Linked DNA regions of Homo sapiens: region 2 is linked to region 1. The links are chromatin loops, found by intact Hi-C in ENCODE. Cell type or tissue: PC-3. All regions are shown on one strand.

Region 1 (2,500 bases):
CCTGCCTGGGCTTCCTTCCCCAGTACCTTCCTCAATCACCTTCGAATTATCCAATGCCAAGTACAAATAGCCAGGTTTGGGGACTTATTTTTTTATGGTAACTAAACACAAAGGCCTCAGGATCTTCATTTGGTATATTTCTGCTTCCTTGGGTCTTCTGGGGTTCAGATGACCTTAGGGCTTCTGTCTTAAGGGAAGTTTCCTGGTCAGTGAGAGGAGCAGAGGGCTGGAGTAGGTATCAGGGCTCCAGGCTTCTGTGGTCTTGCCATGCCAATGAGGAGGTTGGAGGATTGGCTAAAGCAGCTGCTGGGGGCCTGTAGCTAATGATTGGACTTTTTTCTATACCATTTTCTTCAAATTTTCCATGCACCTTCCCACCGCAGGACCTTTGAACATGCCATTCCCTCTCTCTGGGGCTCCTCCCCTTCAGAAGTTATGTTGGACTACCACTCACTGCACCCGACTGTGCCTGTGTGCTGAGGATACCAGAATCAGGAAGACAAGGGTCTCATGTGAAAGAAGACTCCGGCCTAGGGAGAATGGTAGTGAGAGTGGTACTAACTAAAATAATAATAACAGTGGCAACAACACTGGCAGGGCCGTTGAGGGAGCACTCACGAGGTGCCAGGCATTTATGTGCACTATGACATTGAAAACTCACAACAGTCTTACAGATGGACAGTGTTATTATCCCCATTTTATCAAAGAGGAAACAGGCTGAGAGAGGATAAGTCACTTGCTGAGCTGGTACATGGCAGGGTTGGAACTTTGAGTCCAAGCCTCTGGGACTCCAGAGTCATGTGTTTGGCCACAGTGTTTTCCCACTACACCCAGAAAAGTCCCCCTCTACCCCATAGGAAGGAAAGTCACATCCAACTTCAACTTGGCAGGTCCTCAGTTGGATCATTTAGAAGGAATGAAAAACAAGAGTAACATTGGCTATTGCATAGGATGCAGGCTACCAGCCTAAGACTGTGGGCCAAGGAGGGCTGGGCAGAGGTGCTGCACATACCTGGCCACCTGGCCCCAACTCTTCCTCTAAGACTCTTTCCACTCATTGTACTCATAGAGGACTTTTTTCCAAGGTGTGAAATCCAGAACAGACTGTTCAGGGTGACCAGAGGCTTGTGGGAAGACGCCTCGGGGCATGAGCCTTCCTGACTCAGCGCTCTTCCACTCCAGTTTTTGGACAGAGGTAAGGTATGTACTTGATGTTGAGCCCACAGCAGACCAATAAGTCATCCTCAGCCTCCCAGAGTCTGGTGGGGCTCTGTTGTCTAGTAAGCTGAAGACAATACTTCATGAATAACGTGGGTGTGATGTTGAGTAACAGTGATGGTTGATGGGCTCGGGGGCTGACTCATTTCTGAAGGCCTTGAATCAGACCAATGTTATTTCCTTTGGTTTTCAGTGGACCTAACCCAGATTGCCCTGAACACCTGCCCCTGTTGCTGAATCAGAGATGTGGGCTCTGGCCGGCGGAGGACCAAGACTTTACTGTGGGGCTCGAGCCCAGTTAAAGAAACACTATCCAGGAGATTCTATCATGGGACTTGAGGCTGGTGGACAAAGCGGGAAGAGGAAGGCCCGGTCCAAGTGAGGGGCATGGGTTTTGAGTCCACAGAAAAGAGGGGGAATATGCTTTGGTTGAAACCAAAAAAGCTCAGAGGGAAGATACAAAATAGGACCCCTGAGCAAGTTTAGATTTCTGTTTTCCCTCCCTCTCCTAGCACTCCTCTCATAAGCTGGGTAGAGGAGAAGCAAAGCCAGGAAATGAGTCCCTGGATAAGGCAGGCTTCGGGCAGGCCAGTGCCCAGTGCCTGCACTGCAATCTTAAAAGTGACCTGGAGCAAGATCTGACCAGGTGGAGCTCCCACCCTTAGCTGGTGAGCCCAGCGCCTCCTGTGTGGGGCGGTCTGGGCTGCCCAGCTATGGGCTTCACAGACATCCCCAGAAATGCATCTGGGGAGACCCAGCTCCCAGGGGAGCTCCTTGAAGGCAGGGTGGCGTCTTCTCTCCCTGCTTCCTGTGGCACATCCTGAGCTTTGGGTGCTCAACAGAGGGTGTGGAGGAAGACGCTGTGAGGATGACTCTGGAGCAGTTACCAGGACAGAAGACTCCAGGGAAGACAAGTAGGGGGCCAAGACCTAGGAGGAGCCTTTCACAAACCGCAGGTCCAAGTGGGAGGTGCCAGGCCCCAAGCAGTCAACACTTCTGTTATTGTTAGGGGTAACCCTGGCTTTAAGCCAAACCACGATATGTAACAATTATCCAGATTATCCAAATTGTATGAAAACACCACATAAAATTATTACTCAAATTTTAGCTGTTCCCAGACAGCTTCTGGGAACACATCTATTGCACGGAGTCAATTGTATTGTGTGAAATGTGTGGATGGCAGGTTATTGAACTCCTAGGTCCCAAGTAGCCTCATAAACATGAAGACTCAGGGGACCATTGGCTCCCCTGCTCTGCTCTTTCTTTTGTCTTCCATTTCCTT
Region 2 (2,500 bases), 390 kb after region 1:
AGGGAAAAAAGGCATATACATATATTAAAACCTCAAGCCTTTAAAATAGCCATTGCCTGCTTCTCAAATGGCCTATTTAGTAAGTCTCATTTTCTTGCAATGATTTCCTCTTCAAAGTTGCCTAGGGGTAGTCTATTAAAATTTATTTTATGGGTTTTTCTTTTCTTTCTTTTTTTAACTAGATTACATGTTGGACTGCAGTTAACAACGTAGACATGGCACCGACAATCTACTCTGCATCCCTCCACTCACAAAAACGTTCTGGAGAGACTGCACTTCATCCATGCAAAGATGAGGTGTGTGGGGTTGGGAAAATGGGAGATGAGGAGTTAAGAGGTGATGGATGGAAGACCACTATCTAAACAGGTTCAAAGGTAATCTGCTTCTTAATTTTTAATTAATTAATTAATTTTTTGAGATGGAGTCTTGCTCTGTGGCCCAGGCTAGAGTGCAGTGGCGTGATCTCTGCTTACTGAAACCTCTGCCTCCCAGGTTCAAGTGATTCTCCTGCCTCAGCCTCCCGAGTAGCCGGGATTACAGATGTGCACCACCACACCCAGCTAATTTTTGTATTTTTAATAGAGACGGGTTTCACCATGTTGGTCAGGCTGGTCTTGAACTCCTGACCTAAAGTGATCTGCCCACCTCGGCCTCCCAAAGTGCTGGGATTACAGGCGTGAGCCACCACGTCCAGCCGTGACCTGCTTTTTAAAAAGACTGCCCCCTTCCCCCTCACACCCTGCATCAAGCACTCATACCTATGATGGTGATACTGACAACAGCATGGGGTTCTCCACTAATATTGTTGTGATCATATCTACCGTGTGGTTTACAGGCTTCATGGTTTTGTAAAAAACACAAGCACAGAGAAGGAAAAAGTGAAACAGTCGAAAATTCATATCAGGTGATAAGAGGAAATCAGGTTTGGATGCCTAAGGGGAAAACAGCCCTCAGAGCTTTGATGTGATCCCTTCCATCCTACAGTGAGCAGGGTATCTGATCTTACTTCTACCCAACACCACCCAAGAGTGAAGCTGCCAGAGTGAAGGGCCTTTTACACAGGAGAGAGGTGGGCACCCTCATAAGGCTCTCCAGTCTTCCCAGGAGCCGTCTATCAGACAACTGATTGATTCAAAACCAGTTTATTATTAAGGCCTTGAATTATAGAAGACAGGAATATCAATGAAAGTATTTCCATGCCTGACAATGGCTCCAAACTAACATAAAAAAACCTGAATCAAATAATACCTTATAATCTTCTGTATTCCTCAAATTATGTTTCCCATGATAATTTACATGTGCCATCCTAGTATGTCTAAGAATATTCCATATATAAGGCCATCACATTCTACTGAAATTTCCTGAGTGTCACAGCTGGAATAACCACTTCCCCATGATTATTCACTTCCTTTGGCTAGAGGAACCAGCTCTGCCAGGGTCCAATACCAGCGGCTCTGTGGCGGTTCCCTCACCATGTCTTTGGCAGACATCCAGCCTCTACCATTAGTTGGGATGTTTTACAGCAAACAACACTGCATTAAAAGATGCTTATTTAGGGAGATTTAATTAAAGTGATTGGCATTATTATCATTATTGTTATTATTAAAATATTATGGAAGTTCCTAAATGCAGAATGAGAACTCCATGCCCCAGTGATTTTCATCTCCCAAAATAATAAAAGTTAAATCTAGCAGGAACTATTTGGCTTTATGATCTTGGAAGATACAGTGTTGCTTAATGTCTGCTGGATTCTTCCTTTGCCCTTCACTTTTCTCTACCTCTCCGTGATTTTTCTTTCTTCTCTACCTGAAAATAAACATTCTTTACCTTCAGGACTCTCATTTGCTGATCCTTGAGTCGTGATGGTGATGAGTAATGATGCCTCTGTGGCTCATTTCACTACAAGTACCAGTGCCATTGACTTGGCTTTTACTTTAAAAACTGGGAAGTGGGTAACAGACATCCACACTTCATGAAGCTGCTCTGTCTCAAATGCTTCCCATCAGACAGAGAGAAACAGAGCTTCCTTTCTTGGTGGAGAACATGAGCTATCTTTTATGCCTTCTCAGTTAATGAAGGGTCTTACTGTAAGAATAGCTTTTCCAGTCCATAAGCAAGATAACTCGTGAAAAAAATCTGCTAACATTTCTAAGAGATAAATATGAAACGCCCATCTTAAGTGACACAGAAACATCATCAAATAGTGTAGTGTTGCATCAAAGATATGTTCATAGGTCTAACAGTGAAATAACTGGTGTTATGACATGACAGCGAGGATTTTTCCCTCTGTTTTGTAAGAGCCTTCTCTCTCAGTTTTGTCCATGAGCTGAGAGCAAGGGCAGCTTTTCCAATAGAAAGTACATTTGGTTTCAATTCACTTTCATAACAACAGACACTAACTCTTAGGAAGATGGAGAACATTAAGCTCCATTGTTCAGGCTGAGGATGACTGACTTGGGTGGCAGAAAGCTAAACAGTCTCTTTTCTGAAGAAGAAAATG

The links. A loop is a pair of places that touch in the nucleus more often than their neighbours do. Peaks named below come from ENCODE experiments on the same cell type or tissue, not always from the same donor. Only the 100,000 strongest peaks of a DNase experiment are listed, where the experiment ranks them.
Region 2: it touches region 1 in a loop (2.0-fold over the local background); 2 of 110 quality-filtered maps call a loop at or near these places.

What each region holds. Positions count from the first base shown.
Region 1 is chr14:68,694,329-68,696,828 of GRCh38, reverse strand. No RefSeq gene overlaps it. Among named protein-coding and RNA genes, the nearest start is that of RAD51B-AS1, 10 kb to the right of the region's middle. In PC-3, no CTCF peak of the experiment used is centred here; a DNase peak (open chromatin) is centred at 1,288; H3K27ac peaks cover 2,500 bases.
Region 2 is chr14:68,308,760-68,311,259 of GRCh38, reverse strand. All of the region lies in intron 8 of RAD51B (RAD51 paralog B), which reads right to left. Among named protein-coding and RNA genes, the nearest start is that of RAD51B-AS1, 380 kb to the left of the region's middle. RefSeq lists an enhancer at 1,973-2,042. In PC-3, no CTCF peak of the experiment used is centred here; a DNase peak (open chromatin) is centred at 1,429; H3K27ac peaks cover 264 bases.